Regions from separate parts of the Homo sapiens genome. Here region 1 is linked to region 2. The links are chromatin loops, found by intact Hi-C in ENCODE. Cell type or tissue: OCI-LY7. All regions are shown on one strand. Links, peaks and the distances in the headings refer to the core of each region. The heading gives the core; the rest is flanking DNA.

Evidence for each region. Peaks named below come from ENCODE experiments on the same cell type or tissue, not always from the same donor. Only the 100,000 strongest peaks of a DNase experiment are listed, where the experiment ranks them.
Region 1: a loop joins it to region 2, with 5 times the contacts of the local background. A loop is called at or near these places in 5 of 110 quality-filtered maps.

What each region holds. Positions count from the first base shown.
Region 1 is chr1:88,784,187-88,799,657 of GRCh38, forward strand. PKN2 (protein kinase N2) reads left to right here. Exons shown (of 22, transcript NM_006256.4): 7 at 453-638; 8 at 1,918-2,027. It overlaps LOC124904214 (a long non-coding RNA gene), which reads left to right and starts at 5,449. Exons shown (of 2, transcript XR_007066211.1): 1 at 5,449-5,867; 2 at 7,909-15,471. In OCI-LY7, for the core only: no CTCF peak of the experiment used is centred there; no DNase peak of the experiment used is centred there.
Region 2 is chr1:88,735,377-88,750,847 of GRCh38, forward strand. PKN2 (protein kinase N2) reads left to right here. Exons shown (of 22, transcript NM_006256.4): 2 at 5,612-5,912. LOC124904213 (a long non-coding RNA gene) reads left to right here and starts at 6,472. Exons shown (of 2, transcript XR_007066210.1): 1 at 6,472-6,607; 2 at 7,365-9,531. In OCI-LY7, for the core only: no CTCF peak of the experiment used is centred there; no DNase peak of the experiment used is centred there.

The DNA.
Region 1 (15,471 bases), core at 6,920-9,419, 50 kb after region 2:
AATCTTGGCTCACTGCAACCTCTGCCTCTTGGGTTCAAGCAATTCTTGTGCCCCAGCCTCCCGGATAGCTGGGACTACAGGCGCACACCGCCTCGCCCAGCTAATTTTTTGTATTTTTAGTATACAGGGTCTTGCCATGTTGCCCAGGCTGGTCTCAAACTCCTAAATTCAGGCAATCCACCCAAAGTGCTAGGATTACAGGCGAGAGAGCTACTGTGCCCAGCCAGGAGGTGCTGTTCTTTTCTATAAAATTTCTTATAGTTGTCTAAAGAATTTGTAATGGTTTCTCTAATTAAAATAGGAAAGATGATAGCTACCTCATAGATCCTCTGGGAGAAGAGTTTTTGTTACCAGATTTTTTTTTTCTTTTTTTGAATAGGTAAGAGATTTAGATTAAGGATTCCATAGATTAAGGGTTGATGTTCTTATCTGATATTTATGTTTGCCAACAGGTACTTTGGAAGTTCGTCTTATGGGCTGCCAAGATATCCTAGAGAATGTCCCTGGACGGTCAAAAGCAACATCAGTTGCACTGCCTGGTTGGAGTCCAAGTGAAACCAGATCATCTTTCATGAGCAGAACGAGTAAAAGTAAAAGCGGAAGTAGTCGAAATCTTCTAAAAACCGATGACTTGTCCAGTTCAGTAACCAGATTTTTAAAAATCATGTAACAAACTAAAGTGCTTATACAAGGGATTTATGAAGTGTTCAAGTTGGACAAAACACTTTAAAATTATGGTTTTTATAATTTAATTAAAAAATATTAAAACCTGTGATGTCAGGAAACAAAAAGGCAACAAATTCTGTTTTGTTGAAGATACATTAGAAAACTTAATGACAAATGACATTAGTTCTTTTGGAAGAATGAAATATTGAGCATCACTCTTATGCCAAACTGAAGGTATACAGAAGCTATGAGACTGGTCCTTCTTGTAGAATCGTATCTTGATTCTTTTATTTTTCTTTATTTTTTGAGACAGTGTTTTGCTCTGTTGCCCAGGCTGGGTGCAGTGGTGCAATCAGGTCTCAACCTGCTGGGTTTAAGTGATCCTCCTACCTCAGCATCCTAAGTAGCTGGGACTATAGGCATATGCCACCATGCCTGGCTAATTTTTTTTTCTAGAGGCAGGGTCTCACTATGTTGCCCAGGATGGTCTCGAACTCAGGGGCTCTAGCTGTCCTTCCACCTCAGCCTCCCAAAGTGCTGGGATTATAGGTGTGAGCCACCATCTCCAGCCTTGATTCTTTTAATGGTTTAGTGACACTTTAATAGTAACATTGAAATTTTGGTAATCTAACTGCTGATCCAGACGTGTTTACTGAGATAGTAGCCTGGTAGTCCACTGAGATGGGGGATGGTAGGGGTTGGTTTGAGGAGAGTAAAATGCAAGAGGTTTGGAAAGCACTGGGGAGAAATTCTGAAGTATAAGCATAAACTATATGTAGATGTATAACTGGGGGGAAAAGCATGTGACAGTTCAGCCTACCGTAGAATACAAAAGTGAATTTGCCTGTGCTTTCATGTGTATAGAGAGAGGCTTTAAGAAAAATAAGAAAATAAGGAATTGTTTAAGGAAACAAGCTCTATAAATATAAGATATAGAAAGAAAAACTGATTGATATTCACACAAACAGTGTGGCAAACAACTACTATTTATCTGTTCTTTCAGTCACATGCCAATGTAAACAAAAGAGATAGCAGTCACTATTTGTGTTTTTGTCAAACAATTTGGGAGTGTCTAGTAGGAGTATATGTATCTGTAAAACTAGCCATTTAAGATTCAAAAGTTTTAATATTGATTATGAAAAACTTTATTTTCAAAGGGTCTTAAGACTTTTATTGCTAATCAAACAGCAGTACTTCTGTTTTTTATAAAGGTTTAAAGTTTTTAAGCAAGTTTGTAAATTTTAATTACAGATGATGTCTGTGCTGTTTTGAAGCTCGATAATACTGTGGTTGGCCAAACTAGCTGGAAACCCATTTCCAATCAGTCATGGGACCAGAAGTTTACACTGGAACTGGACAGGGTAAGAGGACTAACATTTTACTTGAATTTTAATTATAATTCATTTTAAATGTGAGTTATATTTTTTAGAAGGCTTCAACAAGTTGTATTCTTAACAAGAATAAAAATAGAACTTAGATTTTTTTTTTACATTTCTTATTCAATGAGTTATGCATAAATCTACCTTAATATAGAGATGAATATCAGATTGCTGTAGGATCTTTCATTTGTGTAGTAATTTGAAAATGTTTCATTCATAGCAAACTTAAAGATCAGTAAGGTGTAATATTGAAGCATATTGGTGATCTTAATGCGCTAACAGCTAAGGCGATTCTTCTGGCTCACCATGTGTAGGTTATCTTACTCGAGCTATATTTGAAATGAGCTATTAGGCTTGGTCACCCAGCCTTCTGTGTGTTTGTGTCTTTCAAGAATAATTTGAATAGCTAGAATTCAGTCTGTGGCCATAGAACCCATCAGAAGTTAACCTGGTCCACAGTAGATTTAAATCCATAGTGGTAACTTTTAGATTCAAGTCCATTCATTGGGTTGTGAGAGGAAAATATTAAAACGTAATCGTAATTTTATCTAAAAACTAAGAAAGATACTAAACTTTTTTATTATTTGGTATTTAGGTTGATGGTATATATGTTATTCTAAAAATTAATTATGTTAAAGCAGATTTACAATGCTTAACTATGTGTGCTCTCAAAATGTTTTGGTGATTACTGTTCTAAGCCTCTACTTTTAAAACTGGGAAAGCATTCAATTTTAATTCTTTCCCAGTTTTAAAAGTAGAGGATAGAACAGTAATCACCAAAACATTTTTAAAGCATTCAATGTTTTGCAGTCTCTAAAGTGGAGGTAGGAATGTAATACTCACAGAACTGTTAGGATGAAAAACCAAGAGTAGTATATGTAAAATACCTTGCATTGCCGGTACATTTAAGCCATTCAGGGATATTCTTTCTTTTAACCTGGGGTTTGAAGTATGGCTATGAATTTGAATATTATGAAAGGGGATTTGAGAATGGAGAACTACCTGGTTGAATGTCATTTCCTTTCATTTCGAGCCTATTTAAGGTAATTACTGAGTAATATCAAAATGAAACTTAAAGAATTGTTATTAGAGGGAAAATGACTAGCTAGGAGATTTTTCTTATAACAAGGTTATTGTTAATAAAGTTTTATATTGAAAAGAGAAATTACAAGTAATTTAGAATCTTGCCATTATTTTGTAGTTGAGGAAACCAAGATCCAGGTTAGTTACATACCAGTAAATTTCAGGACTGGTACTAGACCTTCAGTGTCTTAACTTTTAAATGGATGCTCTTTTTCTCTCTGGTGATTTGAATGAGATAGAAAGATAACAGTAGCACAGAGGAGGAAACAGCAGAAGATGAAGAGTGCCTGGAAGAGATAATATGGTTTTAAATTACCTAAACTACAAGCTTAGAACAATAAAAGACTGTGATAACTGTTATTTGTTCTTTCCCTGCCATTGTAATCTTCACCTGAAAATGTTTTTCGCCTCAATGGCATCAGGCATTTTTCCCACTTTGGAATAATGCTCCTTTTAAAATTTGGAAGACATTGTGCATGTTAAGCAGGTCCTCTAGGTTCTTGAGAGGCATCTTTCTTATCCCTAATTTGATTATAAACTTTTCCTTGGCAGAAACCACATTCCCTATTAAAATAGGTCCTTCTGTTTACATAGTATATTTTACATTTTCATGTGCTTTCTATTCTTTTATCCTTTGTATTTATAGACTATAAAAAATGTTTATAAAAACATAGATGGAAACATTTCAAGCGGCCTTAGTAAAAAAGAGAAGAAAAAATTTATAGAAAATGTTGCTTTAAACTGACATGTTTGTTTCCAGCATTTTGCCTCATATGTCAACTTTGTCTTCTATGGCATTCGGGAACTAAGTCGTCTGTACTGTTTCATTTCAAGATAAAAAATTCATGGTTCTTTTTAGAGTTGTAGGATAATTCTAGAAATGATCTAGATCTAGAATGATCTAGAAAAATTCAAATTATGTTCTGTGGAGCTTCAGTGTTCTGCAGAATTGTCTCAGGACGCAACACAGTCTTTTGTGTTGTTTTGGGATTTTATGTAAAATATCATTTGGATTTTGCTATTAGAAAAAACGTTTTTAAATTGTTGGTATAATTTAGCTCCATTTTACAAACTAAGGAAATTATGGCCCTCAGGCTAAGTAACTAGCGTAGGGTATAATCCAGGATTTTTTTTTTTTCTTCTTTCTTGAGATGGAGTTTCGCTCTTGTTGCCCAGGCTGGAGTGCAATGGCACAATCTCGGCTCATCGCAACCTCTGCCTCCCAGGTTCGAGTGATTCTCCTGCCTTAGCCTCCTAAGTAGCTGGGATTACAGGCATGTACCACCACGCCTGTCTAATTTTGTATTTTTAGTAGAGATGGGGGTTCTCCATGTTGGTCAGGCTGGTCTTGAACTCCCAACCTCAGGTAATCCACCCACCTCGGCCTCCCAAAGTGCTGGGATTACACTCCTGAACCACCGTGCCTGGCCTAATCCAGGATTCTTAATGAAGTCTACTTACTACCAGCTCTGTGTTCTTTCTATTCTGTCGGGTTACTCTTTTATATTTTCTTGTAGCTATGCAATTTTTCATTTTTCCTGAATTCCCTCAGCCTTCCTGTTATAAAAAGCTTAATGAAGCTCCCATGAGAGATTGAAATAAATGACAAAATGTTACACTAAGACCTGTTAACTCTTTCCCTTGCACCTTTCCTTTAGAATAACGTTACTAACATAGTAGTAGAAGTTCTTTATCAATATTAGAAACAGAGAAGAGCCCTGTCCTTAGAACCAAAGCTTAGAACAATTTTAGCAGATTTCAGTGTTGTTAAGAGCAGAACTATAGAAAATGTCGACCGATCACTGGGAAAGGAGGGAAAGAGAGTATAGAAGCAGTTAGGACAAGTAAAAAGGTGGTAGGATTCATGGATTGGGACTAACAGTGGGATTGTCATATCAGTGGATGTTGAAGTATTAGAGAGAGTGAACTAGAATATTAGGAGATAATGTTCAGAGAGAAAGATGCAGACAGTTGAGATTGTGGAAGGATTATAGTTACTGGTATGACAGTATGATGACAGGAGTGAAACGGCAAGGTAAGGCAAGTCACAAGATTATAAGAAGTTAGCCGTGTGCAGTAGCTTATGCTTGTAATCCCAGCACTTTGGGGAGGCCGAGGCGGGCGGATCTCCTGAGTTCAGGAGTTCAAGACCATCCTGACCAACATAGTGAAACCCTATCTCTATTAAAAATACAAAAATTAGCTGGGTGCAGTGGCAGACGCCTGTAATCCCAGCTACTTGGGCGGCTGAGGCTGAGACTCTGCTTAAACCCCGGAGGCAGAGGTTGCAGTGAGCTGAGATCACGCCACTGCACTCCAGCCTGGGCGACAGAGCAAGACTCTATCTCATAATAATAATAATAATAATAATAATAATAACAACAACAAAATAAGATTATAAGAACCCAAGGGACTTTTCATTTATTGGTTTCTAATTTTCAGAAATTTTTGACTCACACTACATGAAAGAAGATTGGAATTTAACTTTTAAACCACCGCACTCCTATTCTCATTCTCCCAAATAATTATGTTAAATCAGTAATCTAGTGTTTATTATAACTATAAAGATTGTCCATAGATGAACCAAGTTCTGTATGGTGATTATATTTCCTTTTTAATACCTTTTCCTCCCTTAGGGCCACTAAATACCTCTTTGTTTTGTTTTGCTTAGTTTTCTGCATACCTATTATTTATCCCCAAAAGCTCCAGAAGGACTCTGAAACAACTCTATGTAAGCAGGTATGCTTGGTTATGTATTAGTCCGCATTTCTTCCCCATTAGAAGCATCCTTTCTGGGGCCTTACATCTTTCTGCTCCAATTTATATAGCTGCTACACAGCTTTCATCTTGAGACTTTGTTTTACTATCATCTTGAGAACTCTCTTCTACATTGGATCACTTGAGTCTTGGATCACTCCATCTTCTTGCTTTACCTCCTCATGCTGGTGAATCATATCCTTCATTTTCATGCTGAGAAAAGGGTGAATGAAATAAAGTTTTAGAGATGATATATGTCTGAAAATATGTATATTCTACTATCATACTTGGAGTATAGAATTCTTTTAGGTTGGTGCAAAAGTAATAGCGGTTTTGCCATTACTTTTGATTGCAAAAACTGTGATAACTTTTGTACCAACCTAATAGGTTGGAAATTACTTTCATTAATTTTGAGTTGTGTAATTATTATTTAGCCTCAGTATTACAGTCGAGAATTCTGTGTCTCCCTTGATTTTTAATATTTAATCATGATCTGTTAGATCTGCTAGATCTCTAAAAACTTTTAAGATTTTATCTTTTTTTCCCCGGGATTCTGAAATTTCACAGTAGTGTATCTTACTTGGGTATCTTTCATTCTTTTTGGTGGATATTGTGTGGCACTTTCAGTTTGAAAGCTTATTTGTTTCAGATCCAATAAATTTCCTTGAGTTATTTATTTGATAATTTTCTCATGTCCATTTTTAGTGTTTTCTCTTGGTAGTTAAACCTCTTAGATTGATCCTGTGATTTTCTTTTGTCTATGGTTTCTGTCTTTTTGTTCTACTTTCTAGGAAATTTTTACAACTGAAAAATTTACATTTGATGTCATATTTTTAATTTTTAGAAGTTCATTTTTGTTGTTTAGTTTTTGAAAAACAACACCCTGTTTTTCTCTCATGGAGATAATACCATCTCTTAAAACTGAGAATATCAGTTTTAAATTTTCTTCTTGAATTGTCTCTACTACTTCTGAGGTCTCTTTTAAGATGTCTGCTTATCATATTGTATATTTGGGCAAATGTGTGGCCATCCATGGCTTTCTTAAGAATGAGACACTAAAGTAACCAATTTAAAGCTGTGTGTGGGCCAGGTGTGGTGGCTCATGCCTGTAAACCCAGCACTTCGGCAGGCCGAAGTGGGCAGATCACTTGGTCAGGTGTTTGAGACCAGCCTGACCAACATGATGAAACCCTGTCTCTACTGAAAATCCAAAAGTTAGCCGGGCATGGTGGTGGGTACTTGTAATCCCAGCTAACCTAGGAGGCTGAGGCATGCGAATTGCTTAAACCCAGAAGGCAGAGGTTGCAGTGAGCTGAGATTGCACCACTGCACTGAGCAACAGAGTGAAACTCTGTCTCAAAAAAAAAAAAAAAGCTGTGTGTGTGGAGTTGCCCAGGTTTTGAACTAGTTGAGAGAAACAAAGAAATGACTAATGGAAAATAAAATATCCATATTACTGAAAAAATAAGCTGTTTTTTGAGAGTATGGCTGGGTATGCAGCAAGAGTGGGGTTATGTCCAGTCTCTTGGATCACTGTAGGCCCCGATCTGTGTAAAATTTAAAGCAGGGAGGAAAAGAGCAAACTACTTCCATTGAACAGCCTGGCTTTCAACAGAAAAGAAGGAATGGGCTATGTTCCTCATGTCCAGTTTGTCTTCCAGAGTCTCCTATCAGATAACAGATTCTGAGGTTTGAATAAGAGTATTGAGGTAAAGACCTATCCAGATATTTAGGGAAAATGGGGAAATTATTTCTCATAGCAACCATGGCAGTGAGAAAGATGCTTTCTCCCTAGAAAAGGATAAAAATGCATGCAGCCACCATACCTGGTCACAGATTTTTTAATGGGGAGTAAAGCACTATAATATAGCAGAACAAGAGTAGGAATACAAAGATACTTTTAATTTTTTACATGTTATAAACTGTCTGACACTGGGAGTATTGTTTCATCTGAGATACTGTTTTTTAACTTGTAACAAAGCTGTAACACTTATCTTTTTTACCCCTCCTTTGCTGCTTCCAGATTCCACCGCTGTTAAAAATAACATGTCGGCCGGGTGCGTTGGCTCACGCCTGTAATCCCAGCACTTTGGGAGGCCGAGGCGGGCGGATCACCTGAGGTCGGGAGTTCAAGACCAGCCTGACCAATATGGAGAAACCCCGTCTCTACTAAAAATACAAAATTAGCTGGACATAGTGGCGCATGCCTGTAACCCAGCTACTCGGGAGGCTGAGGCAATAGAATCGCTTGAACCTGGGAGGCAGAGGTTGCAGTGAGCCAAGATCGTGCCACTGGACTCCAGCCTAGGCAACAGAGTGAGACTCCGTCTCAAAAAATAAATAAATAAATAAATAAATAACATGTCATGTATTCCTCTGGGGCTATATGACTTCTTTGAGACTATGAGCTGTATAGTTGACCCTTGAGCAACGCAGGGGCTAGGGAGCACAAGCCTACATTTCCAACCCATGTACTCGAAAATCCACATAACACTTTTGACTCCCCCAGAACTTAAATACTAATAGTCTACTGTGGACCAGAAGCCTTATTGATAACATAGACAGTCTATTTTGCAAAAAATACAAGGTTTTTGTGCCTGCCGTCTTAGCTGCAGCAGCAGCTTCAGAAATTTCCTTTTCTTCTTTTACAGTGGTTCTTATTCTGGATTCATTTATATTGAAATGGCAGAAGCTACAACTGCAAACCTCAATATATAGGATACATATCAAGCAGTTCAACTTGTTCTTGTAATGTCATGATTTTTCTCCCCTTCTTGGGAGCGCTTCCAGCATCACTAGTGGTACTTTGTAAGGGTTCCATAATATTATTCAAGGTTTATGGTATTGCATTAAATACCATGAAAAATATGCAAGAACTGAGGCAGATCACTTTTACTGCCATATGCAATTTACTAGAGAGATGAACTGCTCAGGCAGAAATAATTAGATTTACATAGTGTTTTAAATGGATACTGTTGACACTTGAGCTCACCATAAGAGCATTAGGAGGTGGCTACAAAATTATAGTAGTACAGTACTACAGTTAATTTTATGCAGTTATGATTTAATATTGCATCTTGATGTTTGTTTATATTTCTCTTGACTATAAATGGTGCCATGTATGGTCTGTAAGTGTTTGTGTGTAAGTTTGATAAATTCTAACCTTTTCTAATAGATTTGTGTATTTTATGGTAGTGAATGATAAAATAGACTAGTATCTACATATATGCATTCATGACATATCTTTGTTGTAATGTTTTTGATATTTCTATGCTATGTGATTCATCTGCAGATTTTTCAAACTGTTGCACATTTCCAAAAAAGATTCCAGTATATTTATTGAAAAAAAATCCACGTATAAGTCGACCTGTACATTTCAAACTTGTATTGTTCATAGGTCAGCAGTATAGAATTGCCTACTTTTTTTTCTTTTTTGTTTCTGTTATTTCTTGAACATCAGGTACTCTCTGATATTCATTAAGGATGACTTTTATTCTTCCTTCCAACATTTGCCATCATTATGAGGGATTTAAAATATCTGCATACAGTTGTCCCTTGGTATCCATGGGGAACGATTTCAGGACTCCCTCTCCCTGTACCAAAATCCATGGATGCTCAAGTCCTTTATATAAAATGGTGTATTTGCATATAACCCACACACATCCTCCTGTATACTTTAAATCATCTCTACAGTAATTATAATACCCAGTGCAATGTAAATGCTATATAAATTATTATACTGTATTGTTTAGGGAATATTGACAAGAAAAAAAAGTCTACATATTCAGTACAAATACAACTATCCTTTTATTCCCCAAATATTTTCAGTCGTGGTTGGTTTAATCCACAGATAAGGAACCCACAGATACAGAGGGTGGACTGTATATGTAAACAACCCATATAATATACCACTATTTAAACTTCTTTGAACTCCTGAACTCTGGTATACCTTTACTCCTTTGTCATTTTAAATGAACTGTGCTACACAAATTGAAATCTTAAATTCGATATACCTGTTGGGCACGGTGGCTCACGCCTGTAATCCCAGCACTTTGGGAGGCTGAGGCAGGCAGATCACCTGAGGTTGGGAGTTCAAGACCAGCCTGACGAACATGGAGAAACCCCATGTCTACTAAAAATACAGAATTAGCCAGGCATGGTGGCACATGCCTGTAGTCCCAGCTACTTGGGAGGCTTAGGCAGGAGAATCACTTGAACCCGAGAGGCGGAGGTTGCGGTGAGCCGAGATCATGCCATTGCACTCCAGCCTGGGCAACAAGAGCGAAATTCTGTCTCAAAAAAAAAAAAAAAAAATCAATATGCCAGCCTTTCACCAGTTCTCTTGTTGTCCTGAATGATAAACTACAGAAAGCACCTAGAATAATTAGCCAAGTTTGGGGCACAAGCCTGTAGTCCTAGCTACTGGGGAGACTGAGGCAAGATTACTTGAGCCCAGGAGTTGAATACAGCAGTGAGCTGAGACCATGCCACTGCATTCCAGGCTGGGCAACAGAGTGAAACCCTTTCATTAATTAGCTAACTAATTAATGCACCTAGGATAATACCTTGTACATAATGGTATTCAGTAAACGATAGCTCTTGTTATTGTTTTTCTTCTAGCTGTTTTTTTTATTATCACAAAGCTAGATATTTGATCAAATATTTCCATTTCCTTGATTCTTCAGGATATTTTCATGCTATCAGCCCCTTCCAAACTTAATTTTCTTCTCTATTTACCCTAAAACCAATGTTACTCTGAAGCATTTCTTTACTGATACTGCCACAGCATCCTTTGACCTTATCTTTATACCTACCTGCTGTGGAAACTCCCAATAGCAAATAATTTCTATTCTGCTTCTCTACTCTATATCCTGAATGTTGCTTCTCTGCTCTATATCCTGAATGATCACATTTACTACTGCAAATTTTAGTTTTCAATCTTAGCTAGGCTTGTAAAAGTTATCCCACATTTTACATTTTTATTTCATTACCAGCAACTTTTCTTTTGCCTGTCTCTTCAAGTTTTCTACCCCACGTCAGACTCCTTTGCTTTTGTTTTATAGATTAGATTTAAGACCATCAGACCTCAGCTTTCTCCTATCACCTGCTAATTTTTTTGTATCTTCCTCCTTGGTTTCAGAGAACGAAGTCTCTCTCTTTCCTGTTTACAGTCTATGATCATTCAAGTTGCCCTCTAGTTTCCATTCTTTCTAGTCTCCTATAGCCTTGTTTCATAAGTTAGCCCTATTAGCACCTATATTTTTAACCACTTCTTTCTTCTGATATCTTATTCTTGTTGGATATACTCACATTCCTCCCATTAAAAATTTTTATTTTGCTTCGTCCTAGCTCTATTGATAGGTCTTTCTTTCACAGACAAGATTCTTGAAAAATAAGTTGTGTTCAGAATCTGTTCTTCCTCACCCTCCCATATGTTAAACTGAAGTTTCTACTGCCATTATAGGTTCTGAACAAAAAACCTTATGTATAGTGTCTAATTTAATCCTCACAATAATCTTATGATATACATACAATTATTTCTATTTTAGAGAGTACTGAGGTTCCAGGAGTTTCAGTTAGTTTTCTCAGGCCACACAGCTAGAAAGTGGTGGAGCCAGTAATCAACACAAGCATCTCTCACCAAAGTCAAGTCTGTCTGAAGCCACGGCTTTTGTTCTTCATTAGAGTTAGCAAACTTGTCTCTATTTCTAGTCTATCCTTTTGGCAGTGTAGATTTTCTTCATTGCATATCACAATAATAATAAAAGGCGACATATTGAGATTGACTTATGTACTGGAGTTGTATTAACTCCTTTAATTCTCACACAGCGCTGCAAGGTTGATACCATTAACACATATTTTACAGGTGAGCAATCTGAGACCCAGCAAAGTTAAATAACTTGCTCACGGTCACAGAACTACTAAGTGGTGTGGGATTAAGATTTAACCTATTTGTTCTACAAACATTTATTGAGTGTGCATGCATACGCAAGGCAGTTTGATCCCAGTGCTTTTCTTTTTAGCAACTATACAGGTTGAATATCCTTTATCTGAAATACTTGGGACCAGAAGTATTTTAGATTCCAAATTTTTTTTCAGATCTTAGAATCTTTGCATTTAAAAATGCAAACTGATTGAGCATCTGAAAAATTTGAAATCCCAAATCCTCCAATGAGCATTGCCTTTCATTGTCATATTTGTGCTCAGAAAGTTTCAGATTTTGTAGCTTTTCAGGTTAGGGATACTCAGCCTGTACTGCCTGATGTGATCCAATCCCTACCCCTCCTTACACCGAAACCCTTTAGTACCAGCCTGTAACTTCAAGTTAAAGACCAAATTCTACTCCAAGTCATGCTAAGCTCCTCATGACTTATCTCTGCCCATGTTTTCATTCTTATTTCTCACAGCATTTCTACTTATATTCTAGGCTTTAACTATATGAAACTGTTTCCTATCCCTATGATGTACTATATACTTCCTTACCTTTGTATGTTTTTTCCCCTCTGATGACTTTGTCCTCTCCTTTAATCTTTAGATATAGCTCTCAAAACCCAATTTGAGCAATTATGATATTTTTTGATCTTCCTACTACCTTTCCCTTACAAAAAAATTGGTCAGCTCTCTGTTTTGTGTCATTGTGCATATTGTATATGCCACTGTATTGCCAGTATTGATTTACATTTCTGTCTCCCAGAATTTCCGTCTTCCAAAGCAAAACTGTGAACTATTTGAGAGCAGGACCATATGTTACTTATCTTTGTATCTCTATCACAGAAGACACTTAGTATACATATTCACTAAGTATTAATGGGATGAATGAAAATAATTAAAACTGAAAAGGAGGTTTGCTCAACCTTTTTTTTTTTTTTTGCTGCAGCATACCCAAAGAATACAACACACTCTAGTCAATACAGTGATTCCCAAATAGATACAGGTCAGAATCTGAGAAGGGAGGGCAGGTATAAATTTGAAAATGTCAGGGCCAGGCACAGTGGCTCACGCCTGTAATCCCAGCACTTTGAGAGGCTGAGGCGGGCGGATCACCTGAGGTCAGGAGTTCAAGACCAGCCTGGCCAACATGGTGAAACCCCATCTCTACTAAAAATCCAAAAATCAGCCATGTGTGGTGGCAAGCGCCTGTAATCCTAGCTACTCAGGAGGCTGAGGCAGGAGAATCACTTGAACCTGGGAGGCGGAGGTTGCGGTGAGCTGAGGTTGCACCATTGCACTCCAGCCTGGGCAACAAGAGCAAAACTCTATCTTAAAAAAAAAAAAAAGAAAGAAAATGTCTTCCAGGTGCAGTGGCTCATGCCTATAATCCCAGCACTTTGGGAGGCTCAGGTGGGCGGATCACGAGGTCAAGAGATCAAGACCATCCTTGCCAACATGGTGAAACCCTGTCTCTACTAAATATACAAAAATTAGCTGGATGTGGTGGTGCACACCTGTAGTCCCAGCTACTCAGGAGGCTGAGGCAGGAGAATCTCTTGAATCTGGGAGGCAGAAGTTGCAGTGAGCGGAGATTGCGCCACTGCGCTCCAGCCTGGCGACAGAGACTCCGTCTCAAAAAAAAAAAAAAAAGAGAGAGAATGTCTTCCTTACCTACTCTCATCTCGCTCCACACAACTGAATCTGATTTAATTATCTGTGCCTCACTTGTTATTAGGAAATCACTGCTCTACAACATAGTGTAGACATTTTAGCTTTTTCTTACCTCTCTGATCTGTAAATTAATACTCAAGGCCTCCATTTAGCACTGTGAGAAATGTAATAGAGACCAGGCACAGTGGTTCATGCCTGTAATCCCAGCACTTTGGGAGGCTGACATGGGAGAATGGTTTGAGACTAGCCTGGGCAACACAGCAAGACTTCATCTCTATTCTATAAATAAATGCACACAAAAAAGAAAACAATTTTTAAAATTAGTGAAATTTTAAGAAGAATTTTTAAAAAGAAATGCCAAAGAATGCAAAAGCACCAGAGGTATTCCTTCCATAAAGGACCCTAAGGCCTGGTAGGTTAAAAATAAATTGTTTGAGACAAAATAAAAAACTATTAAATTGTATTTCAGAAGCTTAGGGGAATAATAATTCTACCAACATGAGCTTGCATACAAAATTTTAAAATACATGAGGATATAGCCACCATGACCAAGCAGAAGCAGATAATGGGATTATTAAATATATAATATAAAATATTTTAAAGTTTGTGTTTAAATATTTAAATGATTATAGTATTTAAAGAATAGAAGAGTTTGAAAACATGAGCAAAGGATAGGTGATGAGCCAAAAAGACTAAGCAGAGTTTTAAAATAAATAAATAAAATGAAATTTTAGATGTCTGAAATTTGCTTCAAATAATTATGGGGGAAACGTGGAGATGAAACATTATTGACCATTATTGATAAATTGTTGGTGCTGATGACAAAGAGAACCAAGTAGAACTAAAAAATAGGAAATATAACTTCTGAAATGGAAAACTAAGAGGATATGTTAAAGAAAAGAAGAGAGAGTTAGTGGCCTGAAAGTGCTAAAGAAGTTGCCCAGAATACAACACAAAAAGATTAAGAGATGAAAAATATGAAAGAAAGATTAAGAGACATGAAGGATAAACTAAGAATGACTAACACACGGAGTGGAGTTCCAGAAGGAAGGATTAGAAGGAATGGGGCAGAGGCCACATCTGAAGGAATAATAGCCAGTAACTTCCAGAATGATGACAACCATGAGTCCTCAGATTTGAGAACATAAGTTCCTACAAGGATACATAAAAAGATAGCTGCGTTCAAAAAACCTTGGGGAAAAAATGTGGGCTGGATTTAAAGGATGCCTTTGTAGAAGAGATGGATGTTTAACTTGCCCTTGATGAGGAGAATTTGGACTGGTATGGGGGAAAGAATAGTAGGAAAATCTTATGTAACAATATAGGTTTGAGTTGGAGAATAAGATATAAGATTAGAAATAGAAGCTATATATGTAAAGACATGGAGGCAGAAAAGTATACAATAGGTTTGGAATAATTAGGAGTCTTTGGAACTTTTTATATGATGTGGATTGACATAGGAAGCAGTTGTGCATAGTTGATAGAGCATAGCAGTTTCTATCATAGTTGTTTTTGTCTTTCCTATAAAGGGAGCAGAGGCAGTAACCCACATCTATAGCAGGCCGACTTTTCCTGCCAAGATCATGGCCTTAATAGTCTCCATTATCTCTGTCTCCTACTGTTGTCTCTGTATTTCTCATCCTCCCATATGATCCCAAAGTTTCCCTCTTTTTGTCACATTTGTTCCAGCTGGAGAATCACTCTCATTGGACTGCTGAACTGAAAACATATATTATTGTTTCTTGAGGTGGTGGTTTTCTGTTTTTCCCCAGTGGATTCCATTGTCCTTCCTTCCCTGTCCTACCCTGTTTTTGGGCTGATGACTACAAAGTTCACTTGAATTACTTGGCTCTGACTTACAATGAGAGACACTGTTAAGAGATCCAAGAGCTAGGAGGAAAGGAAAGTCGCAGTGTGTATTTCCCTTTCTCCTTCCTTGCCTTGCCTTGCTTTTCACAACAGCATTCATCTATGGCCACCAACT
Region 2 (15,471 bases), core at 6,036-8,535:
GCCTTGAGCTCCTGAGCTCAAGCAGTCCTTCCACCTTGGCCACCCAAAGGGCTGAGATTACAGATGTGAACCATTGTTCCTGGCCTATTTTTTTTTAACATTTCTTGTAAGACATATCTGATGATGATAAATTCTCTTAGTTTTCATTTGTCTGGCAAAGTCTTTATCTCTGCTTTATTTCTAAAGGATAGCTGTGCTGGGTACAGTATTCTTGGTTGACAGCCCACCCCCCCCCCCCCCACCCCCAATCTTTTTTTTTCTTTAACAATTTGAATATATCATCTCACTCATCCTGACTTATAAGGTTTCTGCTGAGAAGTCTATTGCTAGACAGATTGGGACTTCCTTATATGTTATTTGCTGCTTTTGTTGCTTTCAAAATATTTTTGTCTTTGATCTTTGAGAATTTGATTATGGTATTTCTTGGGGTACACTTATTTGGGCTGTATCTGATTGGTAACCTTTGACCTTTCTGTACCTGGATAATTTGTATCTTTCTCTAGTTTTGGGAAGTTTTGTGTTATTATCTCTTTGAATAAGCTTTCTTCCCATTTGTCATTCTCAATTCCCTCTTGAAGCCCAGTAACCCAAATATTTGCTCTTTTGATACTGTTGCATTGTTCTGTAAACTTCTTCATTCCCTTTTACCCTTTTTTTAATTGTTTCTCCTCCAGCTATGTGTTTTCAAATAGCTTGTCTTCAAGCTCAGATTTTTGTATCTGATAGATTCTGCTGTTGATATTCTCTACTGCATTCATTTTGTTCATCGTATTTTTCAGCTCCAGGATTTCAGTTTGTTTAATCTCTCATGTTTCTCTGATAAATTCCTGGATTCTTCCCCTGTGTTTTATTGAAGTTCATTGAGTTTCCTTAAAACAGCTCTTTTGAATTCTCTGAGACATCACACATCTCCATCACTTTAGGGTTGTTTCCTGGTGCCTTATTTTGTTTGTTGCATGAAATTATGGTTCCTGAATGCTTTCTTAAAATTTTTTTTTTTTGAGACAGAGTCTCACTCACTCTGTTGCCCAGGCTGGAGTGCAGTGGAATGATCTCGGCTCTCTGCAGCCTCTGCCTCTCAGGTTCAAGCAGTTCTCCAACCTTAGCCTCCTGAGTAGCTGAGATTACAGGCATGTACTTCCACTCCTGGCTAATTTTTATATTTTTTAGTAGAGACAGGGTTTTACCATGTTAGACAGACTGGTCTCAAACTCCTGACCTTAGGTAATCCACCCACCTTAGCCTCCCAGTTGTTGGCGTGAGCCACTGTGCCCGACCCCTGAATATTCTTCATGCCTTTGGCCTGCCCTGACATCTGAACATTGAGGGATTAGCTGTTTATTCCCCATTCAAAGCCTGGTGGTGGTTTGTTCCTGTTCTTCCAGAAATTCTAAGCAGGGCGATTATTGTGTTCTTTGAGCCCTTGGCCACTATCACTGTTTCAGCACTAGATGGCACCGTAAGCCCAGGTTTGCAGTGAATTCACAGTTGGTTTGTGTTCTGGCCCAGATTGACTAGGGGAGAGACTGGAGTGTCTCTCTGGGTGTGTGAGTTTCCACTGGGGCCAGGACACGTTAGGCACTGTGTCACTCTGCTCAGTGCTTGGGCCTCACCATGGCATGCTCCAAAGCAACATTGTGTACCTGTTCCCCTCTCATTCTTTCAAGCATCAGTGTCTCCACACTGTGCTGCCTGGGGTTGAGGGAAGGGGTGGAGCAGGCAGTATTGTGGCCAGGACGGCCACCGTAATGCTAGCTCACACCTGAAAACCATAGCTGCCAAGACAAGCACAGCACAGGGATATGCCCAAGACCCATGGAACTATAGCCTGCCTGCTGCTGAGGTTTATTTGTGGCTCAAGTCCACTGCAGACAGACAGTAGTGATGTACCCCTGAGTCTATTCCACTGAGGCCATGTCTCTCTGCCTGACACTGAAATGAGTTCAGAGGCACGGTCTTTGGGTGCCAGCCTGGGATCAGTGGGCCATCAGATTTTGCCCAGTGTGGAGTCTTACCATGGCAGACTTGTCACTGAGTCAAGATCAAAGTACTGCTTTTGTATCCCTCTTTTTCCCCCAGTAGATGGAGGCACTCTCCAAGCTGTGCTGCCTAGGGTTGGAAGAAGAATAATGGGGTCCCAGTCCTGCCACCAGGACTACTACATCCCCGGGGCACCAATCAGGCCCATACCACTGTAGCCTTCCTGCTGCTGAAGTTCACTCATGGCTTGAGGCTACTGTAGATGCCAGAACACAAGTCTGTCATACTGAGGCCACAGGTTTCCACATAGTATCGGGATGGGTCCTTGTCTGCCTAGCTTGGTCTGGGGTTAAGGGGCATGGGGTTCTGCCTGGTGTTGGGTTTCACCACGGCAGACCCAGTGCTGAGCTACAAGTCAAAAGTCCTGCACTCACTTCCCTCTCCTTACCCCAAGTGGGCTGTGTCTCTCTCTGTGCTGTGCTTATAGTTGGGGGAGAGGTGATTCAGGCATTGTACCTCTGTCTTTCCTACCCTCTTCAGTTGATCTTTTCTTAGTAATGCTAAAACCAGATATGGTCATCTCTGATCTGGTTCCTTGGCTCTTGCGAAGTTACTTTCATGCATAGATCATGTTCAAATTTATGTTTCTGTGGGGAGTCAATCGCTGGAGAGTCTTATTCAGCCATCTTGACTCTGCCTCTTCTCCAAATTCTCTTTATCAGATAGAGGGAAGCATGAGTTCCTCAGCAGTGGCAGGTTTTCCTTAATTGTAAAGGAAGAATATTAAATAACATAATGGACAAGTCATTAAAAAACAAACAAACAAAAAAAAACCAAACTAATCTGCCAAGCATAAGCCCTGCCCTCAAATTGCTCATAGTCTTTGAAGAGTGGTCAGATAAAAAAAAGGGGTAATTGTTTCAATAAGGTACACAATATCAGAGCACACAGGAGAGGCATTCAACTAAATTCTAAAGAAAGGCTTTGGACAGGAAATTGTTTCCCAGCAAGAGTTGTTCTTGATCTTTGAAACAAAGTAAAAGTTAACAGGGTCAAGAAGATACTTGAAAGAGATAACTGCAGGAGAAAGGAGAGATGGTGCATACCAAAGGTGAAGCATGCTTAGTGGCTGAGCCAAGAGAGATGATTTCTTGAAGTAAAGTTTTATAATTTGATATGATTGGAGTTTAAGGAACAAAGTGGAAAGAAATGGGAGTTGAGGTAGGCAGTAAACGAAAGTGTTAGGTATTTCTTCTGGCCTATGAGAAATAAGGAATAATTTCCTGAGATATTAAGAGTACCATGAACAAGGAAATTTTGCAGACCTCTGGCTTTGGACATAATATTAAAGAACAAATCTGCGAAAGCAGTTCATAAAGTGTTTTCTGATAAATGTGTAAGGATTGAAACAAAAATATTTGGAGGAATGGAACTAGCTTAAACTATTTTTTATCTAAGCATTTTTTGCCTCAGTCCACTTTACCTGAAACTAGACAATATGAATTTGGGATTTTATTCTTTGACAATAGACATGTGCTAGTGTTGTTGACAACTTGCCAAGGATAGACACTTAAACTTTGGAAACCAAATGGATCGTAGGACTTATATTCCATTATAAATAGTGAAAAATCTAGACAGCATTTTGGCTCAGGTAGAAGATCATTGTTTATCTGTATAGTGACAGATCAGAAATACAACTTCTAACAGGTGTAGATTACCTGTTTTAGGAATTCTTAACCTAGGATCCGTGGAACCTGGTAAGTATACATAACAACATGAAATTTTCTTTGTACTATTTTTTGTTGGCGTTTCAAAGGAATTCTTAGCTAGAAACAGGCTGGGCACGTGTTTCATGCCTGTAAACCCAGCACTTTGGGACGTCAAGGTGGGAGGATCACTTAGGCCAAGAGTTTGAGATCAGCCTGGACAACATGGCAAAATCCCATCTCTACCAGAAAAAAAAAGAGATTTATAGAAATCAACTACTTCATATTTTGCATAATATACCTGCAGGCACAAGGTAAATTGATATGAAAACCAAGACGAGATCCCGTATCACCCATAAGCTCACCCTTTTCACTATTTTGCATGATACATAATTTTTAGAAATTAAGAATGAATGTAGAAAGTACTTGCATCAACTTATTTATATGGGTGTGAGGAATTCTCAAAAAATTAAAGAAAATCTTTGCATTAATTAGGTCTGTGATTCAAAGGTACAAAAAGGCTGCACAGTGTGTCTTTTTCTTTTCCATGTCCTTCATAAACTCAAATCTCCTCCCTAGAGGTAACCATTATCTTTGGTTTCTTGTGTTTCAGAATTTAAACATTTTAAATCCAATGGTATTATAGTAATGGACTTTGAAACAGTAAATGATATAGAAATAGCTAGAACATAACTTTAGTTGTTGTAAATATAGATTAGCTGTGCTTAACTGATTGGATTTTCATTTTAAGGTGACTGTACTGTGTATTGTCTTAGCTTCCATCAATAGAACACAATTTAGAGGTGTTCTCAAGTAATGATGCTTTTGTACTGAGTCAACCAAATTACCAATTGGAGTACTTAGCCTTGAAGTATACAGTTGGCCATTCATATCTGTGGATTCAACATCTGCAGATTCAACCAATTGCAGATTGAAAGTATTAGGGGAAAAAAAAAATAAAAAATAATACAAATAATACAGCATAGCAACTATTTACATACCACTTGTATTGTGTATTATAAATAACTAGAGATTAAAGTATGGGGTGTGTATTTAGATTATATGCAAATACCACACCGTTTTATATAAGTGACTTGGTCATCTTTAGATTGTGGTATATGTGGGATCCTGGAACCAACCTCCCACACATACCAAAGAACAACTGTATAAATGGAGTTCTGAATATAGTTTTCCCAAGCCCTAGTACATTTAATTCATTAACTAAAAAGTGGTCATAAAGGTATCTATTTTGCCAATATTCATTTATTTTTAAGAAGTTTCTTACAGAAGATAAAATGATTCACCTATTGAATTTTTTTATTTGTATAAATTTAAGGGATACAAGTGCAGTTTAGTTACATAAATATATTATGTAGTGATGAAGTCTGGGCTTTTAGTGTTTACCTATAGAATTTAATAATACTTTTTATTTATTAAGTGACTGCAGTGACCCAGTACTTGTATTTAGAACTTCATTTACAATATTTGTGAATTATCACAGTATCTCTAAAAGGTGGCTACTATTATTATTTAGATTTTGTAGACTATTAAAACTGAGTATTTGAAAAGTTAAGTAACTTGCTCAAGGTTCACAGTGTAGGGGTTGGGATCTAACCTGGGTTCCTAAGATACCAAAATCCGCTATCTTTACACAGCCTTTGTGTGTAGATGTGTTCACTTTATTTTAATATAAATGTATTTGTCAAGTAATGCTACTTAGTAGCCAGTGAGTTCTTGAATTTATGATTTTGTATGGTTATAATAAAAGTCAGTAAGTAGTTGGTCTATTGCTTATTAAGGAGATAATTAAATATAGTTAAATGTAATGTAATCAAGAAAGACTCTCTTAGGCTGAAAACACTGCATATTTACTGAGCAGCCAACTCTCCTAAACTCCCACATTTGTATGTTTATTTTTTCTGTAGGGGGATTCCCGAAGTCTTCCGTTTTCTGAGAATGTGAGTGCTGTTCAAAAATTAGACTTTTCAGATACAATGGTGCAGCAGAAATTGGATGATATCAAGGATCGAATTAAGAGAGAAATAAGGAAAGAACTGAAAATCAAAGAAGGAGCTGAAAATCTGAGGAAAGTCACAACAGATAAAAAAAGTTTGGCTTATGTAGACAACATTTTGAAAAAATCAAATAAAAAATTAGAAGAACTACATCACAAGCTGCAGGAATTAAATGCACATATTGTTGTATCAGATCCAGAAGATATTACAGGTATAGTAGTGCTTTATTTGATGTTTATATGGTATATTAATAAAAAAAATGTATCTTTTTAGAAAATAGTAAGTTTGGGGACATGAATAGTTTTTAGCTTTTCTGAAAGTAGAGAGACTTTTTCTCTTTTGGTTAAGGTCTTATTTATATTCTGTTTAGAAGGGCAGGAGTTGATAGGTATGGAAATTGAAATGTTTACTTAGAATTTAATAACCCTAATGTATTCTCTCTTACTCTCTATCAGTAGGACGTTACTTAGAGTGAGTCTCCAGTATTAATGTTTTGTATTGAGTCAATCACATGCTTTTACGTGATTCATCCTGTAATCAACAGCACAAGTTTGCCAGCTGACTTAAAGTTAAAACTGTGTTCTTTGAACAAGAGATAGTTTTATTATTTGCAAATGTAATTAGTCAAACCTATGGCCTTCATTCTTTGTGCTCTAAGCAACTGAATTAACAAGTAAACTACTAGGCATAGTGTTCAAAAAAGAAAAACATAATAGAAAAAACTGTTACACATTACTTTTATTTTCTTTATAGAAAATAAGAGGAAAATATAACCTATGATTTCAATATAAAAACATAATTTTTAAACAATAGAATTAATAAATATTTATGTTGGAATTTTTTTAATGGTACAGAAAATAAAGATTGAAAACCCACCTCTTTCTTTCTTAGACCGTCTCCTTAAAGGTAACATTACTTTTTGTTGTATATCCTTCCAGATAAAAAATTCTATATTTGTGCCAATATTCACCCATCAGTATGTATAGTCTTTCTATAACTTTTCATACAAAAACTTACGTTTAAGTTTAAGCCAAGGCCTCAAGACATTATCAATCTCTGTAACTGTCAATTTTTTTATTTGCAAAGAAAAAGAGTGTGAGAGTGTATAGAGTAATACACCTATAGCATGGTAGAAAATTTAGAAGAACGTGTGTGATTAGCTAATAAATAATAGATGTAAGTAATTTTAATTTTGATTAAGAAAATACATAAATTTGGCTAAGAACCTTAAATTTTTACCATCTCAAAAGTTGCAGAAAACACTACTGATATTTAGTGTTCTTGTTAAAACTTGTTTTTCGACATCACTTTCAACATCTGGGATTTAGGGCTTTTATTAGGAGGCTCTCTGTGTAGAGATTTCAACCTTGTAAGAATAATCGAAACTTTAAAATGAAAGAAATAATAGGAAATCCACCTTCTAATTTTAGATTGAAATAATCCCAAAGATGCAAATTAGTTTTTTCAGAATCACCAATCTAGTTAAAAAGAACGCTTCAGCTCTTCATCTAGTATTCTTACACACTCTATAATTATGTTATAAATGGAAATAATGTATTATGAAAATGCTGTTTTTTGGTAATATTATATAAACTTAGAAATAGCCTGTTCCATGGAACTCTGCCAAACTCTACATTTTTTTTTTTGCCTGTTACATCTTTAGGAGCGGTCTAAAATAAGAAACAGCACTGGAGCTGTTTATTTAGAGAAATTTTCCTCCTCACAGAATACTGATAACTACCTTGTGATTCGCTGGGATATAGAAGAGTTTTATCATCACGAGGAGCCCATTTGGTTTCCCCATTCGTTTTATAAAAGTTAACTTTATTGTGGCTGGGTGCAGTGGCTCGTGCCTATAATCCTAGCACTTTGGGAGGCCAAGGCAGGCGGATCACTTGAGGCCAGGAGTTCAAGACTAACCTGGCCAACATGGTGAAAACCTGTCTCTACTAAAAATACGAAAATTAGTCGACGTGGTGGCGTGTGCCTGTAGTTCCAGCTACTCGGAAGGCTGAGGCATGAAAATTGCTTAAACCCAGGAAGCAGAGGTTGTGTTGAGCCAAGATCGTGCCACTGCCCTCCAGCCTGGGCAACAGAGAGCGATTCTGTCTCAAAAATAAAAGGTTTATTGAAGTATAAATTACGTATGACAAAATGCACGTATTTTAAGTACATGATTTAATGATTTTTAACAATTGTGTGTGTGCACCCAGCTAACCATCTCTACAATCGATCTAGAACATTTTCATCACTTCAGTGCTTCTCGTATATTCCTTCCCAGCTAACCCATGATCCCCAACCCTGGCCATAGGAACCCGCTGATCCATCTTCTATCACTTTAGATTGAATTTGTCTTTCCTACTGTTTTATATAAAGAAATTACCTCCTTTAAGTCCTATCAAATTCCTGATCACCCTTAAAAAACAATTTTTAGGTATTACCATAAAACCTTCCATGACATTCTCTGCTTTATCTTCTCTGTGCTACTTTGTCCATTCATTGTTGCATTGTAATGTATTTCTGTACATGTTATATCACTAAACTGTCTCCTCCTTGAAGGGAGGGACATGTGTTCACTCATCTATTTTCAAGGCTTATTACAGAAACTGAAACATAGTAGATGCTTACTTGGGAATATTATATCTCAAAATAGAAAAACACCCAGCAAATCGCATCTTATATTAGTCTTTAGAATTAGTATCAAAGCCTAATTATTATGACACTTGAAACATTAAATAACTTAGAAAACAAAGACTTAAAAGTTTTATGATAAAGCCAGAAACTTTTTATACTGACCATTTTTAATACTGACATTTCAGATAATTGGAGGGCAGATGATATATGAAATATAACTTTATACTGTGACTTCTTAATACTTCAGTTTGTTTAGAATAAACTTGATAAGTTCGTCAAATTTTTATTTTATTAAAAAAATTCTGTTTGCAAATGGCATATTTACACAACTTGGTAATAAGTCATTTTCTCTTTTTTCCATTTTACTAACTTAACAATCTAAAAGCAACAACCACAACATAGAGGATTAAAATTAATGTCATTAATTTTAGGTCAGTTTGCCATAAAATTTTAGATGTTTTACCTTGCACACTAAGGTAATCCCATGAATTTATTTTAGATTAGGTCTGGCAAGAAGATTTCAAGGACATTGTGCTTTGCTTTCAGTTCTGAAAGGTATGAGTGGATTTATAACAGAAGTGTTTGACTAATTCCTGTTGTCTTGTGGGTACATAAGCTTAGTAAGCAGAACAAATGACTGAAGGAAAGAGGGACAAAATTTAAGTCTGCATTGTGTAAATCATTACTGTCTAAGTGGTTAGGGGACTTCTGTTTTTTTCTTTGTTTTTGAGACTGCGTCTCCCTCTGTCACCAGGCTGGAGTGCAGTGGTGCCATCTCAGCTCACTGCAACCTCCGCCTGCCGGGTTCAAGTGATTCTCCTGCCTCAGCCTCCCGAGTAGCTGGCACTACAGGCTCCATGCCACCACAGCCAGCTGATTTTTGTATTTTTAGTAGAGGCAGGGTTTCATCACATTGGCCAGGATGGTCTTGATCTCTTTACTTTGTTGATCCGCCCACCTCGGCTTCCCAAAGTGCTGGGATTACAGGCATGAGCCATCCTGCCCGGCTAGGGACTTGTTCTTAATTCACCTCTGTAATAATAATCTCTGAATCTTCAGTTTCTTGTTTGTAAAATAAGGATTTTTATCAGATGAACTTTTAAACTATAAAACTCTGAAATATTCCTTATTGTAATGTCAAGGTCTGATTGTTTGAGAAAGTTATTTGTAAAATAAATGTATTCATTTATTCTTAAGAGTAGTAGGAAATGAATTTTTTATTTTCTCATCATGCCCATGATACTCTGAGCTTCTTGTTCATCTTCTAAATACTTTAAAGATGATCATATGATTTTTGCCCATAAGAGTATCCCCATAGGAGCAGAAAAAGCATTTAAGAAAATTCAACATTTTTTCGTGATAAAAATTCTATGAACAAATTAGGTATAGAAGAAATGTTTCTCAACACAAGAAGGTCTATATATGACAGGCCCACAACTAACATTGTACTTAATGGTGAAAAGCCGAAAGCTTTTCTTTTAAGATCAGGAACAAGATCAGGATGCTCACTCTCAACACTTCTTTTCAGCATAGTACTGTTAAGCCCTAGCTAGAGCACTTAGGCAAGAAAAAGAAATAAAAGATATACAGATAGGAAAGGAAGAAGTGAAATTGTCTGTTTGTGAACAACACAATCTTACATATATGTATAAAATTCTAAAGACTCCACCATAAAGCTGTTAGGACTAATAAAGGAATTCAGTCAAGTTGCAAGATACAAAATCAGCATACAAAAGTCAGTATCATTTCTATATACTAACTATATAATATCTGAATAAAATTAAGAAAACAATCTCATTAATAGCATAAAACATACGTAGTAAATTTAACCAAGAATTGAAAGAGCTCTATATAGAAAACGATGAAAGAAATTGAAGATGGTACAAATAAATGGAAAAATCTCCTGTGTTCATGAATTGGAAGACTTAATATTGTTAAAATGTCCATACTACCCAATGTGATCTACAGATTCAAGGTAATTCGTATCAAAATCCCAACATCATTCTTCACAGAAATAGAAAAAGAAATCCTAAAATTTATATGGAATCAGAAAAGACCCTACACCATCTTGAGCAAAAAGAACAAAACTAGAAGCATCACACTACCAAATTCCAAAATATTACAAAGCTATAGTAATCTAAACAGCATCATAATGACATAAAAATAGACTCATTAACCAATGGAATAGAAAAGAGAGCCCAGAAATAAACCCACGCAATTCAAATCAATTGATTTTTGACAAAGCTGCCAAGAACACACGGTGGGGACTGGACAGTCTTCAATAAATGGTGTTGGGAAAACTGGATATCGACATGCAGAAGAAGGAAGATGAACCTTTATCTTACCCTTATACGTAATACCTTTATACCTTATACCTTTAAACCTTATACCTTTATACCTTATACCTTTATCTTACCTTATACGTTTATAAGACTTAAATGTCAGTCCTGAAACTATAAAACTGCTAGAAGAAAATATAGAGGGAAAGCTCTATGACATTGGTCTAGGCAGTGATTTCTTGGATAAAAGCAGAGGCAAAAGCAAAAATAGATAGATGGGTTTGCATCAAATTGGAAACTTCTGCACAGCAAAGGAAACAATTAGCAGAGTGAAGAGACAACCCAAAGAATGGGAGAAAATATTTATAAATTATATATTGGATAAGGGGTCAGTAAGGAACTCAAACTACTGAATTCAAGGAAAAGAAATAATCTTATTTAAAAAATGGGCAAAGGACCTGAGTAGACATTTATCAAAAGAAGGCATATAAATGGCCGACAGATAATATGAAAAAAATGATCAGTATCTCTAGCCATCAGAGAAATGCAAATTAAAACCACGATGAGATACCACCTCATGTGTATTAGATTGGCTATTATCAAAAAAATGGAAGGTAAGTGATGGCAAGGATATGGAGAAAAGGGAAGCCTTGTGCATTGTTGGTGGTATTGTAACATTAGTATGGCCACTTTGGAAGACAGTGTGGAGGTTCCTGAGAAAACTAAAAATAGGATTATTTTACAATCCAGCAATTCCTCTTCTGGGTATATATTCAAAGAAATTTAAATCAGCATGTTGAAGAGATGTCTGCACTCCTATGTTCATTCCAGCATTATATAGCCAAGATATCCAAACAACTGAAGTGCCCATCAACAGACAAATGGATTTTTAAAACATGGTATATAAACACAGTGCAATACTATTCAGCCTTAAAGATGTAGGAAATTCTGCCATTTGCAACATGGATGAACCTAGAGGACCTTATGCTAAATGAAATAAACCAGACACAGAAAGACAAATAGCTAATGATCTCACTTATGTGTGGAATCTTAAAAAGACAAATTCATTGACGTAGAAGAGAATGCTGATTACCAGAGGCTTGAACTGGGGAGGGGGAGGATGGGTAAATGGGAAAGAGGAAGTTGTTGGTCACAGGTTAAAAAGTTTTAGTTAGACAGGAGGAATAAGTTCTGTTGATCTATTACACAGCATGGTGACTATAGTTAATAGCAATGTATTGTATATTTCAAAATAGCTAAAAGAAAGGTTGTTAAATCCCACTGCGAAGAAATAAATATTTGAGGTGATAGATACCTTAGCCTAATTTGATCATTCTACAATGTATAAATGTAATGAAACATCACATTATACCCCATAAATATATAATTTGTTTGATTAGAAATAAAAATAGTTTAATGGGGTACTGTTGTCATTCTATGTGGAAATTACAGTGATGGTTAGCTGAGGCTAAATGTACCTTATGAAAAAAGATTACTGATCTCTAAAATGGAGTAGTAATCTAAGCCTTAGTTGGAACCTGACACTCGTTTGAGAAAGATCCGGTTTCCTGAATCTTGGTTTCTTTAAGTATGTCATCACTGAAGAAGACTATAAGAACATTTTTTAATATTTTATTAAGTATAGATAATAATTTGGGTAGTGTATAGTCTCTGTTTTCATTTTATTTCCTTTTCTTGTACCATTCTTATATTTTCAAACCCCACCAAACTTAGATTGGTTTTTACTTATTAATTTGGTGAATATTTTCTTCAATATTTGAAATATTCAGAAGGGAATTACTAATTTAGTAATATAATATACCTAATAATATTGGGATTTTGTGGGGTTAATCTTAGCAAATTCTTCTAAATTCCTAAAATATATCTGTATTGAGGGAACTTTGTTCATGACTAAAGAACAGTTTGTGGTCTTGGATGAATAGAAATGAAGATTTAATTTTCTTTTTTACTATTGCCCTGCCCACTTAAATAGTGTGATCATTAGTAAGTTGCTCTTTTGCACTCCTGGATTTGTTTCCTTGTCTTTAAAATCATGAGATTAAATGTATAGATTCCCTAATACTTGAATTCTTTTTATGATATATTTTCCAAAAAAGTTAATGTGTAGTAAAATTGTATATATATTTTTAGTATACCTTTCCATGAATTTTAAGATGAATTCATCTAACTGCCACCACATTCAGAAAAAGGAATAGTTCCAATGCCCTATACATCTCCCTCATGTTCTTTCTTCGTAGTCACACCCTTCTTCACCTCTATATTCCCTGACAACCACTGACCTGTTCTGTCACTATAGTTCTCTTTTGAAGAATGCCATGTACATAGAATTATAAAGTATATAAGTTTTTGAGAATTTTTTCCCTCCGCATATTGCCTTTGAAATTCCTTCAAGTTGTTGTGTGTATCAGTAGTTCATTTTTTTATTCCTGAGTAATAGTTGATTGTATAAATGTACTATAATTTATCCATTCACAAAGAACGTTAGGGTGGTTTTCCAATTTTTGGCAATTATCAGTAAAGCTCCTATAAATATTCACGTACAGATTTTTGTGTGAATAAAGTTTTCAGTTCACTTTGGTAAATACTGAAGAGTAGGGTTGCTGAGTCATGTGGTAACATATGTTTAACATTATAAGAAGATGGCTGGGCACAGTGGCTCATGTCTAAAATCTCAGCACTTTGGGAGGTGGAGGTGGGGGGATCGTTTGAGCTCAGGAGTTTGAGACCAGCCTGAGCAACATAGTGAAACTTCATCTCCACAAAAAATTTAAAAATTAGCCAAGTATGGTGGTGTGCACCTGTAATCCCAGCTACTTGGGAGGCTGAGGTGGGAGTATTACTTGAGCCTGAGAGTTTGAGGCTACATTGAGCCATGATCATGCCACTCCAGCCTGGGCAGCAGAGCAAGACCTGGTCTTTAAAAAGAAGGAAATAAACTGCCAAATATATTCTAGAGTAGTGATATTTTTCATTCCCACTATCAGTGAATGAGAATTCTAGTTGTTCCACATTCTCTCCAGCACTTGGTATTGTTAATATATTTTATTAACCAGTCTAACAAGTATGTAGTAGTTAATATACATTATTGTCATAGAGGAAATAAAAATAGAGCAGCACCATCTTAAGGAGAATTTACAAAAGAACAGTGCATGCCCTAGGTACAGAGTTATGTACAGAATGAAGAAGTCTTCTCTACTAGGAGATGATAGGTGCAGTTTTCAAACATTAAGATATTTCAGATAGAGGCAGTTCTGCAATTTTTATACCTAGGTTGCTTGTTTTACCTTAAAAATTATTCTAACTCAATCACGTGAACCCAGGAGGTGGAAGTTGCAGTGAGCCGAGATCGAGCCATTGCACTCCAGCCCGGCGACAGTGCGAGACTCCGTCTCAAAAAAAAAAAAAAAAAAATTATTCTAACTCACAGTGTTAACCCTGCCTATTTCTGTAACATATTAAGAAAGCTTAAACCAGAGGTGGTATTAGTTATAAAATATTTACCAAAATTAGTTCAGTTGGTGATATATGACAAGGGCTATCGCAAGTATATAAAATAACCAATTAAGCCTCCTTTAATTATTCAGCATTCATTACAACCTGAGTAGGTTCCAGAGGGCTGTAAAAGGTAAAGTATCTTTCTTTAAGAAAGTTGGACTTTAGGAGAAGTATAAAGTTAACATAATGGTAACACATGGCAAGATTCTGGAGCAGTTTATTTTTAAAATAGTAACTTAGAGACTTATAGGAAGAAGTATGTTAAGAATATAGATAAATAGTAAGCTAGTGATTTTGTATATTAACCTTATTAATTTAGATTTGGCTAAGTTTATTTCAGCTATTAGTATAGTTCCTCTTTAATTGTTTAATGCAGTAAACAGTGTTTCTTAAGCAGATATCCTGGCTATTCAAGTACCACTTTATGAATTTTGGACATAGAGAGCCAGCTTGCTATAAAATAAAGACCAAAGGTTATATCATCTGAGATGTCATTCAGCTGCACTATTAAATGGTTGTGTGGTGTATACCACCTGGAACCTGTCGAGACCTTGGTTTTCTCATTTGTAGAATGAGAGGGACAGACAATATGTACCCTATCTAGGGTGTTTTGTGAACATGGTATTTTGATAGCTTGAGAAAAAGCATGAGGTATCCAAGGCCATCTAAGTTTGAACATGAAACCCCATTTGGATGTAAAATAAAGTCTGAGGAGGCTTTCCTGGGTCTGAGAAGTAAAGACTCAAGAATTAAACCATATTCCTAATCTCCAACACAATCAAGGAATCAGGGTAAGGCTAGACCTTAAGTAGTCAGAAGTCCTCTAAGAAGGATCGGGATTGCTCCTGTGTTCTAGAACTCTGTTTCATCTTGTAAGCCAACTGCTGAGTTGTGGTTTTAGAGAAAATACTAAAAGCACCAGAAACAGCAATCTATTTATTGCTCTACACGTTTTGGGGGAAGCTAACAAATTCAGTATTTACTCCTTATTCTGGCCTTGGGAAATCTTATCCCTAAGGAAATTTTAATCATATCCTATTTTCTGGTGACTTCCAAAGTTGTATCTCCAGCTAGGCTGTGTTTTCTGGGCTTCATCTGATAGTTTATAGCCACCCTTTTGGATATTACCTGGATGTCCTGTTGGCTTTGCCTCTTATCATGTCTAAAATTGAACTCTTCTTTTCTTGGACAGCTATCTCTAAATTTTTCTCTGTGTTTTCTGCCCCGTTAGTGCATGACCCCAGTAATCTATAAGTAAAACCTGACTTTTTAAAACCTTTTTTCCCCACCTTCAACCTTCATTGTAAGTTTGTAAGTCGCCAAGCCTTATAGATTCTACCT